5 separate regions of the Homo sapiens genome follow, and regions 2, 3, 4 and 5 are each linked to region 1. A link is a contact called in ENCODE Hi-C or POLR2A ChIA-PET data. All regions are on one chromosome and are shown on one strand. The core of a region is the stretch at or near the end of the contact, and the rest is flanking DNA. Distances in the headings are between cores, read along the strand shown.

The links. A loop is a pair of places that touch in the nucleus more often than their neighbours do. ChIA-PET counts read pairs that join two places held with the same protein, here RNA polymerase II (POLR2A). Pooled maps may share reads with other maps.
Region 2: a map of naive thymus-derived CD4-positive, alpha-beta T cell shows a loop between it and region 1 (5-fold over the local background). The contact joins the promoter of CAMK4 here to the promoter of PJA2 in region 1. A Hi-C loop is called at or near these places in 3 of 168 maps with a recorded cell type or tissue (CD8-positive, alpha-beta T cell and naive thymus-derived CD4-positive, alpha-beta T cell), 1 of 37 single-sample maps with no recorded cell type and 14 of 50 pooled maps. POLR2A ChIA-PET finds 5 or more read pairs at or near these places in 1 of 52 experiments (GM12878).
Region 3: a map of PC-3 shows a loop between it and region 1 (12-fold over the local background). The contact joins the promoter of EFNA5 here to the promoter of PJA2 in region 1. A Hi-C loop is called at or near these places in 1 of 168 maps with a recorded cell type or tissue (PC-3), 1 of 37 single-sample maps with no recorded cell type and 5 of 50 pooled maps. POLR2A ChIA-PET finds 5 or more read pairs at or near these places in 1 of 52 experiments (PC-3).
Region 4: a map of CD8-positive, alpha-beta T cell shows a loop between it and region 1 (30-fold over the local background). The contact joins the promoter of WDR36 here to the promoter of PJA2 in region 1. A Hi-C loop is called at or near these places in 6 of 168 maps with a recorded cell type or tissue (CD4-positive, alpha-beta T cell, CD4-positive, alpha-beta memory T cell, CD8-positive, alpha-beta T cell and 2 more), 3 of 37 single-sample maps with no recorded cell type and 14 of 50 pooled maps.
Region 5: a loop to region 1 is called in a map of naive thymus-derived CD4-positive, alpha-beta T cell, with 6 times the contacts of the local background. The contact joins the enhancer-like site here to the promoter of PJA2 in region 1. A Hi-C loop is called at or near these places in 1 of 168 maps with a recorded cell type or tissue (naive thymus-derived CD4-positive, alpha-beta T cell), 5 of 37 single-sample maps with no recorded cell type and 12 of 50 pooled maps.

Annotation. Positions count from the first base shown.
Region 1 is chr5:109,408,518-109,411,404 of GRCh38, reverse strand. PJA2 (praja ring finger ubiquitin ligase 2) reads left to right here and starts at 1,431. Exons shown (of 10, transcript NM_014819.5): 1 at 1,431-1,563. RefSeq lists enhancers at 797-976, 2,087-2,206, 2,247-2,346 and a silencer at 1,487-1,566.
Region 2 is chr5:111,222,892-111,225,778 of GRCh38, reverse strand. It overlaps CAMK4 (calcium/calmodulin dependent protein kinase IV), which reads right to left and starts at 1,395. Exons shown (of 11, transcript NM_001744.6): 1 at 1,135-1,395. The coding sequence starts at 1,295. RefSeq lists enhancers at 1,157-1,206, 2,167-2,266 and a silencer at 1,317-1,806.
Region 3 is chr5:107,669,402-107,672,288 of GRCh38, reverse strand. EFNA5 (ephrin A5) reads left to right here and starts at 1,352. Exons shown (of 5, transcript NM_001962.3): 1 at 1,352-1,800. The coding sequence starts at 1,676. RefSeq lists enhancers at 740-879, 1,590-1,719, 2,120-2,199 and silencers at 1,270-1,319, 1,890-1,959.
Region 4 is chr5:111,090,953-111,093,839 of GRCh38, reverse strand. WDR36 (WD repeat domain 36) reads right to left here and starts at 1,492. Exons shown (of 23, transcript NM_139281.3): 1 at 1,222-1,492. The coding sequence starts at 1,383. RefSeq lists an enhancer at 1,203-1,642.
Region 5 is chr5:110,751,022-110,753,908 of GRCh38, reverse strand. All of the region lies in intron 5 of SLC25A46 (solute carrier family 25 member 46), which reads right to left. Among named protein-coding and RNA genes, the nearest start is that of SLC25A46, 13 kb to the right of the region's middle. RefSeq lists an enhancer at 1,095-1,354. Within about 2 kb of position 1,493, at least 3 of the 41 ENCODE cell types and tissues checked have a DNase peak (open chromatin) inside an H3K27ac peak, as active enhancers do.

The sequences.
Region 1 (2,887 bases), core at 182-2,681:
ACACCCTAAAGGGAAACTAGGGAAATGTAATTAAAATATGAATTTTGTTTTTTTTCAAAGAGGTACTTGGATGGTTAAAGTCAGAACTCCTATAGCAACACGTGTGAAGGCAGAGTAATATCAAGCAAGGAATGGTTTTTTGGTAAGAAACGTACTACAGGAGTGGGCTGGGATTCAGATTGGATTTCACAAAATGTCTGGCAAATTCTCATAAACCTAAATTTCTACAGTAAATTTTGGGTAATTTATTTCCATCAACAGCAAAAAAAAATTAGTCTCAGTTCACTGGCAAGAGAGTTCGCTGTTGTTAAGGGGACAGCACAAGAAGTGGGGCTCTTAATTCGCGGGGGAGGGGTGGCGATGAATATATCCTGGGCATCAGGCGACGGGTCGGGGGTGGGGAATAAGAGAAGACAGAGGGACTGTAATCAGATAAGCGGACACGTTTCAAGATGAATAAAGGGAATATGTGCGGAACGAAGAAACAGTTTTGTATCACTGACATAATTAACTAAACTGTTACCCAGGTTTAAATTAAGCAAGGTGTCCGGGGACTGCAGCTGTTGTATTTATTTTGGTTGCATGTGATGGGAGCTGTTACTTCCCGGCTTGACAAACAGCCTCAAGATGCAAGCTGGGAGGCTGTGGTCAGCCCAAGGCTATACAGAGGAAAGGCAGGCCTCCTCTGAACCCCGCCCCAGCAGAATAAGAAGCGAGGGGCAAGGGTCAGCGCGGAGAGGGAGGGTGGAAAGCGCCATATAGTGCCCAGGGTCAGGGTGGGTAAACAAGCCTTTCTTCGTGTCATTTTTTTTTTTTGTCTCACCGATATCTGCATTGTAACTGAACTTTATGCCAGGAGACCTTAACCTTGTTAATCAGGTTTCCAGTCGAATCAGGATCGATTTTAATGCCTCCATTTTGGTTGTTGCTGTTGGAATTTCCGAAAAAGCCTAACTGCGCCAGTCTTTCTGTTAGTTCTCCACACCCCCTTCCCTTTCCGAGACCCCGCCCTTTTCTCTCAGCCCAAACCACAAAAGGCCGCGCAGTTTTAGCTCCTACACGGTGCTCCGCCCCCTCCCCAAACGTCGCAGTACTGCAGGGAAAGGAGGTGGGCTCGGCTGGGGCGGGGGACTGAGTCGGCTTCGTCTTTCCGCTCTTCAGCCAATTGGTGAACTCCCCCTGAGGGAGATGGGGGAGCAGGCTGTAGAGAAGGTCCAAGTATTTTTCCCTTTTTCTGCCACGTCCCAACCATTGACGTGAGCCCACTCCTCAGGTTCTGATTGGGCGTATGCATTGTCCCCCAGCAGAGACCCTGTAAGCTGACTGGTCATCTCTGCTATGGGGGAGGGGCTTGCGTACTCTCCTCCTTCGCCTCCACCGCGGCGCAAGGGGCGGGACTCACCGCCACCGCCTCTGCTTCCGCCGCCGCCACCGCCGCCGCCGCCGCCACAGCCGCCAGCCGCTTCGCGTTCGGCGGGGGAGGAGTTGGAGGCGGAGAAGAAGGCGGTGGTGGCGGGTGGAGGTTCGAGCGCTGTTCTCGCTCCGGAGCCGCTGCACATTTCGGTGAGGGTTTTTTTTTTTTTTTTTCAGTCTGGCTTGTTCCGCTGTCGGGAGTGTGGGGGTCGGGGCGAGGAAATTGCTGCGTTCAGCTCCTCAGTTTCTCTGTCTCTAGCTTCGGAAGGAGCGGGGCTTGTCCCTGGCCTGCTGCGCCGGCCATGGTGGGTGGGGTTGATGGCTGTGGGAGGCCTTCTTCGCCTCCTGGGCCCTGTCCAGCCCGGACCCGGGCCGCGCTCCTATCCGGGACGGTCGCGCCCGCCGCCCCCCGACAGATGACATTGGTTGGTATCGGGGTCTTCGCTGCCGCTCTTTACTGCTGCCTCTTCTGCTGTCCTTGGTGACTTGGCCAAGGAGCCCGCTGGCTTTCCCCTACACTCGCCACTGTACAAGAGTTTGCCCCCCAACCAACACCTCACACCCACCTTCTGCGGTTTCCCGTCACCCCGCGTAGAGCGGAACCATCTTACGCCACAGGCCTGCAGCACCCCTCCCCCGAGGAGCCTTCTGTTGCCGTCGTTTTGCTGGGCGTCTGCATTTTCCCCGATTGTCAGTGAGGCTCGGCACGCAGACACCCCGCTCGAGCCGCAGCAGTCGCTCTACTCCCGGGATCAGCACCTTTCCGCCAGGGCTGCTCTCAGTTAGCGATGTCAGGCCAGAGCTCCTCTTGCAGATGCACCTTTAATTTGGCCTCCCTCAGATGACTGGTAATCATTTTGCGCACATTCAAAATGGTGAGGTTAAAGACGCTCAGACCAAGTTGAAGCAAAGGGGAGGTGGTAAATAGTCGTTTTGCAGGGAGGAGAGTAATCTGAGAGTTCCTTCTCCGGACATTAAAAAAAAAAAAATTTACATCCGCATAGGCGCTTCTTTTGAGTCTGCTGGTTCTGTGAAGTTTAAAATTTTCATTGCAGGCTTAATGTATTCTGTTTTATCATGAAATATTTGGTCACATTTCTTTAAAATGGCAGTCACCTTTGCTGAAGGCTACGGATCATTTGAAGTGTATGTGAATAAACCTGAGGATAACAGTAATAAACGTTTAAACTGTATTTTTCAGTGTTGTAATTGTCTTTTGGGGTTCATGTCATTTTTATATGAGATGACCACTTAATTTTAAAAATTCATTGCAGACATGCAAGTTTGATGTACACTTCAACAATATAAATAACGGACTGTTAGGTAAAATTTAAATATTTCTTTTCATCCCCCAGTCCCACTCCAGTGTAAAGTTGACAGTTTAGTGTTCATTTTTCAAAATCTTGCAAATGCACTTCTAGACACATACAAGTACACGTAAAGTTTTTTTTTTTGAGGGAGGCTATACCATATA
Region 2 (2,887 bases), core at 146-2,645, 1.8 Mb before region 1:
GCCTTCAATAGTACTAGCAAAGTGGGGGGAGAGTGGGCAGTGATCATTACATCTTCCCACTAAATACCAACATCCAGAATCCTGCTCTGGATCCTCCAATGACTTGAAAAAATAAAAAGGCTGTTAGCAATACTATTTCCAGCAAAAAGAGAATGAAAAATGAAATTGCAAAGGAGTAGTAAGTACAGAAGCTGCAACTTGTCAACCGTTGAAATTACATCTTCAGATTCCCTATACTAAAGAGCCTGGATCTAAAATAAGTGTTGAAAATAAATCTCCTTACCTATGGATAACAGAGAGAAAAGACAAAAAAAAAGGAAGTAAGGGAAAGAAAACTATAATTTTCAATGGATACAAATACGAAAGCATATGGAATCATGCAGAAGGCCAAACTGCTACCTGTTTGGATCTTCAGAGGAGGGATAGGGGACATATCTGCAATCCTAGGGAGATGGTCTGTTGCATATATAATTTAAATAAATCACTCCAGCCCATGAAAGAAGGGAAGCAGCAGCATTCTCACTAATTACCACTGCCTGGATCCCATATGCTGCTTTCTCTTTAAAGCCACACTAGTTCATTATTCTGCCTTCAACTCTCTTAAATGATTCATTTCTCCCTTCACTCCTGAGCAGACTCTGCAGGGAAGCTAGTATTTAAGTTTAATTTCTCGTGTCACTTGCTTTGGAGAGCTTGACGAGGGGAAGGAGGAGGAATCTAACTTAATAATTCTGTCTTGATTTGGAGGGGCACCCTCCGGCCCCCACCCTAAACAATAACTAGACAAACAGGACCCTCTGGCAAGCTATAATCGTGAGCAAAGATATCAATTGGGAAAGCAGGGCCCACGTGCGGTGGGAGCTGTCACCCAAGGGAAGTGGCAGCCTGCGAGAAGGAGGGAAGGTGGGAGGGAGTCGGGCTGATCCTACAGCTGCACCGGCCTAGGCGCTCTGGTGGGGTGGGAAGGACTCGAGCCGCACCTGAATGAAGGTTAGCTCTCTCTCAAGACACTAACTAGGTAGGGAGAAATCGAAGGGCACGAAGGCAGGCTCCCGCACCCTCCGAGCCGTCGCTGCGAGAGGGACAACCCCCAGTGCACGCCGCGGGCTTCCCCAGCCGGAGCCCGCGCCTTACCGTCCCAGCTCCGACTCCACCTCGAAGAAATCGCTCAGCGCATCCCTGTTGGAGCCGTCGATCCAGTAATCCGGGACGAGGCTCGCGGTCCCCGGGGCCGCACTGGCGGTGACCGAAGAGCAGGACGAGGCGGAGCAGGAGGGCACCGTGACTTTGAGCATCTTCGCAGCGGGACTCCGGAAGCCGCCGCCGCCGCCGCCGCCGCTGCCCGAGCGAGAAGCCGGCCGCCAGCCGCCGCCTGCGAACGCAGGAGCGAGAGAGAGGCGGCGTCCTTCACGCGCGCACACGCCCACCGCCGCCGCCCGCGCTCGCAGGGACGGTGGGCGGGGAAGGGGGCGAGCCTCTGCGAGAGGGCGCGAGGGGGAACCCGGAGTCGCCGCCCGCTGGAGGGAGACTAGCTGCACCGCTGAGGAGAGAGGCTCCCTCCCCCTCGCTCCTTCCCTCCTCACCCGCCCTCCTCCCGCGCCGAGCCTTTCCCGCCGCCCTCCCTCTTTCCTTTCTCTCTCCCAGGCTGTGGCTGCCGCGGTGCCGGCTAGGGCGGCTCCGGATGCTGGAGCTTGGGGAAGGCACAAGGACCCGCGCATCATCCCACGCGCCCTCCCGCGGGGACCGGAGCTGGAGGGAGACCGTGCGCAGCGGGACGCTGCTCTGGGATGGCGGGCGCCAGGCGTACCCTGGCAGCACCTGGGTCCGGGCGGCCCCGCCGGATAGCGAGAGAGGGACCTAGGTGGTGGTGGCGCAACTCATCCCTCCTTGAGCGCGTCTCCGTGGCGAGTCCCTCCCACCTAACACCAGCTAACCAGCCATCCTCTGTCAAAGCTTATATTGGTGGCCGGGGAGGGAGTACTGTGGTCGCCGATCCCTCAGGGCTCCTGTGCCTGGACCCAGTGAGAGCTGGAGGAAAAGGAAGCGCCCAGGTCCACACTGACCTGACTCACCTTTGAGTGAAGTCTTCAGTTGGAATAAATGCTGTCGTCGCTGCTGGTGGCACTGCCTCCTCGGCACTGCTGGAGCTCCTAAAAGAGGAGATACTTGGCTGTGTCGAGTTCAATCTCAGCATCTGAAGTGGCTCAGAATTACAGTTCTAGAAGGGCCTTGTGGAAGCCAACTAGTAAACCCTCTGCCTTAAGGCAGGACCTGTCCTCATTCATGACAGGGAAGACTGCTACATGTAAAAGCCCTTTTTCTCTTCCCAAGAGATGTATCCCATGATAAGCATTCTTATGTCCTGTCCATCAGCTGTCATGGCTCTTCTTCTCAGTATTAAACATACATCACTTAAACTACCCTTGAACTTTTTTCTTTTCAGATTTCAGCAAAGACGAACAACAATTAGTCATGTTCTGATACATATCTATGACAGTTATTATACCACAACTCATTTCTGGCTAAATAGCTCCAGGCGCTTTCACCTTACTTCACAGGTGTTACTTTTGGCCTTTTTTTTTTCCTGAGTTTCCTCCAACATGCGCTAAACTCTTCCTAGTAAGTCTCCATTCCTGATAGCACCAACCATTAATATGGTCCAATATTTTAATCTAATTTATGGATTTATTATTCTTAAAAGCCTGCCTGCTATACTGGTGAACAAACAACCAAAAATATCCAATCAAGTAGTTACAGGAATGTGATTCCTAGCTGATTGGAAATTGAAAATATATATAGTCATGCATCCCTCAACCACGGTGAGAAGTTGAAGAGATGCATCCTTAGGCGATGCAGTTGTAAGAACATCATAGGGTGTACTTGTACA
Region 3 (2,887 bases), core at 103-2,602, 1.7 Mb after region 1:
CGCCGCTGTCGGCTTTCCACGCAAGTCATTAACGAGGGGGCGTGCCCGAGGAGATTTTTTTTCCCATAAAGCATTTTTTCTCTCGCTCTCTTTTTTTCCCCCTCTTTTGCAAAACTGACTTTTACAAAACCCTTTCCACTTCTTGCCAGTCGTTTCAATTCCTCCTGGGCTGCTCGTGCTGCTGCTGCTGCACTCAAGTTTATTTATTTTCCCGCCTGGGTAGGGGTTTTAGGATTCGGTTTGTGGTTTTCACCTCTGTTGCTGCTGTGCCTAAGGAGGGAAAGAGGAGCAGCTGCGGGAGGATCGGGAAGGTTTTCTGATGTAGTCATCGGGGAGGTGCCACTCGCTCGTGCGCTTTTTTTTTTTCCTCTTTTCCCATTTCAAACTGATTGATGCATCTCTACAAGTTGCTAGGCTTGGACCCGCTGGAGTCGCAGGGACACTTCTGAGAGCTCACCCCGGGCTCTTGGCACCGCGTGTGGGGGCTCAGTCTCCCTCTCGGAAGGCGATCGGAGACTGACATCGGCCCATCCAGGAGTTGGAGGGATCCATTTGAAAGTGATTGTTTCCCCTCCCGCTCTCCAGCCGAACAGTTGGGTTGGCGTCGTCTTGCAGGTTTAGGAATCCCAGCTCTGCCAGGCCGGCTGGTCTTAACCTCTGCTCTTCATTCACTGTGGTGCACCCACACCCAGCCAAGGAAAGCACGCGCGAGAAATCCCCGAGGCTCGGCCAGCCCCCGGGGTGCCCTCTTCCGCTACCGCCGCGTTCCGACTCTGCTGGGGGACCTGCCGGAAGACGCGAAGAGCCAAACTTTTCTTTGAGGTTTTCGAGGCAAGACCGCTTCGAAAGCCGGCGCAGCTGCCGCTTAACCAGTTCCAGGACACCGACAAGGCTGGGTTGCGGCTCCGGATCCCCACCCTTCTCGGCGCACCGCCCGGTACCGCAGCACTTACGACTCCTCTGAGATTTCTGGGGGTCGCCCCGCTAAGGCACAGAGGAGGCTGAGGAAAGGGGTTCTCAGACTCCCGGGACCACAAGCGCGAAGCCCTCTATCAGCACGTCGCCCTTCTCCTGCAGTTTCCCACCGGCCGCCAAAGTAACTTGGAGCGAAGCGTGGCGCAGTGCGAGGGCCCCGGGCGGTGGCGGAGCCGTGCGTAGCCTGCTGCGCCGACGCTGAGCCGGGCCCGGCGGGCCGGTGTATGTCTCCCCGCGGCTGCGGCGCGCAACTCCCGGTGACTGTGCAGCGCGCGCCGCCGCCTGCCCCGACCCGCGCTGCAGCCGCCCGGCCCGGCGCGCACCTCCCTCTCCCGGGGTGACCGGCCTGCCGCCGCCGCCCGAGACACAGCTTGGCACCTCTTCCCCCGCCCTCGCCGCCGCCACCACACACACGCACGCTTCTCTCCATCTTGTGATTCCTTTTTCCTCCTGAACCCTCCAGTGGGGGTGCGAGTTTGTCTTTATCACCCCCCATCCCACCGCCTTCTTTTCTTCTCGCTCTCCTACCCCTCCCCAGCTTGGTGGGCGCCTCTTTCCTTTCTCGCCCACTTTCATTTTTATTTATTCATATTTATTTGGCGCCCGCTCTCTCTCTGTCCCTTTGCCTGCCTCCCTCCCTCCGGATCCCCGCTCTCTCCCCGGAGTGGCGCGTCGGGGGCTCCGCCGCTGGCCAGGCGTGATGTTGCACGTGGAGATGTTGACGCTGGTGTTTCTGGTGCTCTGGATGTGTGTGTTCAGCCAGGACCCGGGCTCCAAGGCCGTCGCCGACCGCTACGCTGTCTACTGGAACAGCAGCAACCCCAGGTAAGCCGATAACAGGCGGAGAGCCAGGGCTACCCGGGCCTCGGGGCCCTGCGGAAGGAGCGGCGGCGGGGATCGGCGCGCACCAACCGCTGGCGGCGCGCACCCTCGGAGCCTGCGTCGCCCGGGCGCTGATGGCTTGAGGCGTCGGCGGGAAGCGCTCGCGTCGCGCCCCTCTTTGTTAAGCCGCCGCGGAAAGGCCAGGTACCCCTGGGAGTCCCCGGGGCTGCCTAGACCAACTGCTTCTGCGGGGCGCCGGGAGACTCGGAAAAGGGCGGGAGCCGGGGAGTAGGGACTTCTCTGCTTCCCAGCCCCGGCATCTGGCTGGCATCCGGTTCCCGGCGCGGGGAGCCCCCAGTGTGCGCAGCCGGGAGCTCCTTCCTGGAGCGTGGGTCCGCAGGGACTGCGGAGAGAACCCGCCAAACATCCCCCAAAGTTTTTTTTTTTTTTTTTTTTTTTTTAATTTTAATTTTCCCTTCTCTTTTCCCGGTGCGCGCAGAGAGAGCGCACGGGCTGGGGGAAGTGAGGGGGGCTGGGAAGCGGAAGCTTTAGGTTTTTATTTTCCTCTTCAACTGCGAGGAAATCATTCGGCCCCTGAGTCAGTCTGGGCCCGGCGCGCCTGGCAGTGGAGAGGATTCTCCCATCTTCTCCATCCCTCCACCCACCCCAGTGGGTTCAAGGTGCCAGAAAGTTTGATCTAATGCCGGGTTACGTCATGTGTGCAGAACAAGCTGCCAGAGTTGGCCGAGCCAGGAGGTGGGAGCCCTTCGCCCGCGGCCTGGCGATGTGCTGCCGGAGGAACGCGCGCGATTACCTGGAACCGATTTGTAGGCGTCCCGAAGCCCGCCGGGTATGCGGGAGACTAGAGGTGGGCGCCGGGGGCGGTCCTAGTGCGCGTGCTGGACACCGGCCAGTCGCAGACGTCCCGTGTTTTCGGACCCTGGAAGTGGAGTGGGGAGGTTATCCAGAGTGCCCGGCGGGGTCCTCCGGGTCTGGAGCAGTTCCGAACCTTTATTGCTTCCCGGCCTGTGCACAGAAGTCGGCCCCGCTAGGCCCATACCGCACTGCTTTCTCTGGGACAGAGGCTAGC
Region 4 (2,887 bases), core at 243-2,742, 1.7 Mb before region 1:
TAACTTTATAAAATGTACAAATATGTTACTCTCCTCACCACAGGGTTTCTTTGGAAGTAGAATATAGGGAAAAACACCTGTGTCTGTGTGTAATGCAGTGTCAGGAAAGACACTGTACCAAAGACAAGATTTCAAGAGTTATTTCAGTAATAAACTCAGAAAAATTACATTTCAAGGAAGAAAACATTAACCAGCAAAAGCAAAAGTTAGCAAGCAAGGAACAAGTGCAGAGAATGGTAACACTAAATACTTTCACATGATTAATATGGTTCTAACCCACCCTGTCTCCATTACCAGCTCAGACTCTGAGAAACCCAATTGCTCTTCACCTCAGCTCTGCCCTCACTTTCCTTTTCCACTAACTCAACTAGTTCCTACCTCCCAGCTCTTTTTGCTAATAAGCCATTTGATATTCACAATCCTCCAAGAGAGACAACTCTACCTGTTTTCCAGAAAAGAAAGTACTTAATTAACACTGACTATTATCATCCTCCTCATCAAGGTTTCTGTTCTCACAGAGGTTACATTCTTTCGGAGAAGACAAAAGAAACAAGTAAACAAGAGACACTATTACAATGATCGATGAACTGTTATAGGAGAAAAAATCATCACTAACAAGTGATTTATCTGAAATTTACTTTAATAGATTATATAAAGGTGCTACGGTATAATGACACCTATGTTGCAAAGAAACGGCTGCAAGGCTTAGAGTGACAGTGCCAGACACTTTGCGTTAGTTGAAAATAACTGATTGCTATTAGATATTTTCCCTAACGGTAATTAATCTCACCATCTCCGGTTCTCCCAATGTATTCTACCTAGAGTGAATTTCTAACTCAGCTCGTGTCACCAATAACGTAATAGCGTGCATGTTTTTCTCTCTCATTAAGAATGCAAGAGGTAGAGGTTTGTCTTAATTATGTTTCCACCTTCAAGGGAAGGTCAATAAATATTCACTGAACAAATATTACTGCCATACAACTGAGATGTTCTCTAGCAGTTTCCCCTTGGCCAGGCTGCCTCTGAAACACGCCCCAGGAGGACTGCAAGTGCCAAATCAGCACGTGGACGTGACCGGATGGCGAAATATTAATAGGACAGGGAGGGGTTAAAGAAGGGAAGCCCGTGGTAAATGGGAAGGGAGAACCGGACTGCTCCAGGACAGAGTTAGAGGCCAAGGAGGGTGGTTTTCCTGGGAAGCTAACAAAAGAAGTCACTCACGTCATAGGTGTGGAAACTCTTGCCCACGCAGGTTGTTACATAGAACCGGCGCTTGAGCGCGCTGAACCGCACCACGTGTGGAATGTCGTTGCTGAAAAGTCCCAAGGCCCGGAACCCCGCAAAAAGCGCGCTGGCCGTGCGCCTTTCTGAGGCCCGTTCCATTGCCGCCGCGATCCCAGCTCCTCTCAGCTCTGGTCCTGAAGGAAAACACGTACCCAGTCCCTTCAGCGTGTCTAGTGGAACAGTCCTCTGCCAGAGCTGCAGACACAACACCGCTTCCGGCGCCCGCTGCGAATCGCGTTTCCGGAGACTGCCCTCAGTGCAACACATAAAGTTCTCCCTCCAGAGCTCACATGGGAGGCGTGACTTGGGTTCCGAGGGCCAAGGTCTCCAGCACGTTGCCTAGCATTGTTCTCCAGCTCTTTTGCGGTGGAAGGAAGCTCGTTAGGTTCCGACAGAACCGCAAGGGCGGGAAACAAAGAGGGAAGCGCGACGCCCAGGAGAATGGAGGGGAGGTCGACGCCTTGGAGATGGAAACGATTTAAACATGTGATTATTTAAAAATGTACAAAAACATGAGACTGGAAAAATTTAAACACTGGATATCTGATGATATTAAGGAATTATGTTTCATTTTTACATATGATAGTAGCATTATGATTACGTTTTTAAAGATCCTCATCTTTTGGATACATATTGACATATTTACAGATGAAAACTATAATGGGACATTTCAAAACTGACAGAGGGATTCACTCACAGACCCTCTGGGGAGTAGAACTAATTACTTGTGGGGAGGGAACTGCTCACTTGGGCAACTTGGATAAGTGTAGATTCCTCCCAGAAAAGGAAGATAAATATTAAATGTTATTGGGATTCCTGGATTAAGTCAGTATTCCTTGAGGTCGGCTGTCAAAAGCAGACAGTAGAGGTTCTAAAGAGGAGCTTATCATAATGCAAACGGGAGTCCGGGCAGTTCATTAGAGCTGAGTGCCTTAGGATGCTGAAGGAGACTGATTCCAGTGAAGTGGGTGTCAAGACGCCTCACTCCTCAGGAGCCAGCTGCCTTACCAAGATGTAGGTTTGGGGAACAATCTCTGAGCATGTGAACATTAACTAAAACAGTGGTGAGCTTAGAGCCCAGGACCAAAGTTCAACATATGGAATAACCTCTTCTCTTACTGTTTTATTTCCATTTCATTTCGTTTATGAAAACGTTTTGGCAGCCTATTAAGGTTTGGGTCGAGTGACTAACGTAACTATACTAGTACTTGAGAGGGATAAAAAGGGTATATTTACTAATGTAAATGTACTTGAAAGAGATAAAGAGGGTCTGTCTCTACACAGATCAGTGTACTCTCTCGGGTTCCTTCCAGTTCTAAAATGTAATTATTATGAAACAAAAGTCACTTGTTAGCTAATTTGAATACCTGACTCATACATTCTTGAACAAAAAAAATCTTGATTTATTTTATAGTTCTTGGCACAAAGCCTCAAACACTTTGGATGTTAAGATCATTAAGGGGCAGATGCTAACAGAATGAGAGCTTGTTATTTAGTCCTTGACATGTTGTACTTACTTGTATTTTCATTTGTACCCCGGATTTCTCAATAGCAGTGCACATTTTCAGCCATGTTTTTGGTATGACTTAAAAGTGAACAAGTT
Region 5 (2,887 bases), core at 244-2,743, 1.3 Mb before region 1:
GGCACAGCTAATACTCATGGCCTCACAAAGTATTACCACAGTTTATGACGACACCAATTTTAAGTATGAAACTGTGGTAAACACTTAGGACTGGGTAGCCTCCCCTTTAAATACAATGTCAATTCTGAGTTACCTCCCCTTTGATGACTACTGCCAATTCTTAAGATCATTAAGATAAAAGGAGACTTAAAACCAAGTATTTAAAAAAATGCTTTTGGGACTCTTCTTTGTATCTGTTCTCTACTACTTTATAAAATGGGTAAAATTTACTGTTACAGCTCTAGAAATTTAAATAAGCATACTTAAAAGCTTCAGTCACTAAACCTTTTTATAATTCATTATCAAATACCAAACATGTAAATATATCTAAATTATCTATTTCCAAGCAAAAAATGCCCTCCCTAATGAACGAAAAAATTAATAAAATTTATTCGAGTACCTTGCTTTTCTCAAAACAGTCTAGTTTTTCATTTAACAAATCAAAACACATACTCCTATGCATAATCAACACAAAAAAGGCAATAAAATTCTAAAATAACTCTGTCTCAGCAGTCTTTAATTTTCAAATGGTCAAATAGCTATCCTAATTAAAAAAAAAAAAAAAAAACTTACCCCAACCTACTCTAAACCCCTCATCTTCCAGTTACCTCTCTTCATCAATCCTAGTCAGAGCCAACCATCTAAACTTTCTGTTTCCACGTCTGTACTTTCCCACTCACCTCTGAACCCACTTCAAATTGGTTTTGAACAAAAACAGCTCTTACCAAAGTCTCCAATAATCTGCATGTCATTAAATCTGATGGACATTTTTAAGTCTCTACCTTATTTGACATTTCAGCAGCCATCAGAGCCTCTTCTCTCCTTGAAGCACTCTTTGCCCCTGTGCTCCACTAGCCCATTCTGTTGGTTTTTATCCTGCCTTCTGGTCTCTCCTGACTCCTTTTCAAGACCACCTTTCTTAACCCAGCCACCCCTTGGTTGGAGTTCCTAAGGTTCAGACTCTATTCTTCTACCATAGTGTATCCTTCTTCCCTAGCGACGCTCATATCTAGGGTTAGAGCTTCAAAATCTCCCAAATTAATTTACCTTCAGTTAAGAATTCTTTATATGCCAGCCCCATATCATGTGCCTACAGACAACTCCATCTGGATATGATAAAAGATCTGAAAATGCACTTGTACTAAAGTCCAACTTAAAATCTTTCTTTTCTACTTAAACTCTTTCAGTGTTCCCTACTCAGGAACTATTAATCAGAAAGGAAATCTATTGAATTTGAGGAAGATTTCATTGTGTTTAAAATAACGTGTGTTTAAAATAAGCAAATTCGGAGGGAACCGTTGGAGGAAAACTACAAGATGTTTACAGTGGTATAACCACAGATGTGTGATGAGTCAAAACTAAGTTGGAGTTGAACCAAATGGGTTTTGTGAGAGACTGAACCACACAGGTAGCCTTGGTTACAGGAACTCCTACCTCGCGTTAACAGTCTGAAAAAAGCCACATGTAAATTAAGTAAAGGGTACTGTGGGGGTAGAACGACACATGGTTTAACTCACTGCAACTGGGAGAGAGAACAGGGAAGGGTTTAGCAGTATCTACTGCTAAAGAGATCACACATGACGATCCTGGCTAATATATAATTTGTTAAAAAGTAATACTACTGAGAAATTATAAATTTGCTGACTTAATGAACACTAGAGATCTGCTGTTTTTCTCTTTGATTTGATCATAAACTGTATTTAAAAACCCCTAAATATTGGCAAATCTGTACTATCTCCCCTGTTCTACCTAGTAAATGTTACGCAATTAAAAAACCCCAGGCTAGGAGACCTCAGAGCTCATCCTCCTCATGTAGTAGCTTCTGTGAACTGCTGTTAATGTTTTGTGACCTTGTTTGCTCCTTCTTCCCATTAATAGGATACAGAAACAAACTCTGCCTTCTTCCCATTAATAGGAAAGGTCAAATCTGCCCAAAGAAGAATAAATAATTTTTTAAAAGATATTCACACTATACTTCAAAAAAACAGCTTCATTTGACAACTAGTTACACAAGCCCAAATACAAGAAGTCATTCTTCATACTGCCTTCTCTTTGATCTACCATTCCTAAAGCATCACCAAATTCCCTCAGTTTGACCTAAGTATATTTCAAAACTGTCCACTTACCTCTATCTCAAAAGATACCACCCTGATCTTAGCCACTATCTTTTCTTACCTTTATTATTGTAATAGAATACTAAGATGTCTCCTTTTATTCACTTTGGTCCTCATACAACCTTTTCATCTACAGTTACAATGACCCTTTGAAAACAAATCTGATGTCACTGACCTTACTGAACCTCTTCAATATTCTTAAAATGGCCTACAGGGCCACACATGTTCTGGCTCCCACCTGCTCTGTACCCTTACCCTTGGCCAGAGCTCCAGCCATGTGAGGCTTCTCTCAGTTACACCTGAATTCTCTAGGCTCCCCACTGCAACAGCATTTTTGTACAAACTGGTATGTACCTCCTAATTACCACTCTGATCTACCTTAAGTGTCATGTTACTAGGGACACTGTTTCTAGCCCTTTAATACTTTCATGGAACTATATTCTTTTGCTTCAGAAAACAAATTTCAATTTGCAATTATTCATTAATGGAATTATTGTTCTTAGTGAATGTACTTTTATTAGATTCTGAGCTTCCTGGCAACAGTTACCTTTTGTTTATTTTCCTCACTGTAAACCCGGTTTTTAGCACAGAACCTGGCACATAGTAAGTACTCAGGAAATGTTAGCCAAGTAAATGAATGAATTAATGAGTGGGCCTTATCACCAAAATTATCCAAGTAGAACAATGCAATAGAGGTTACTATTTTGTCTTCTTTGGAAAGATTCAAAATGATG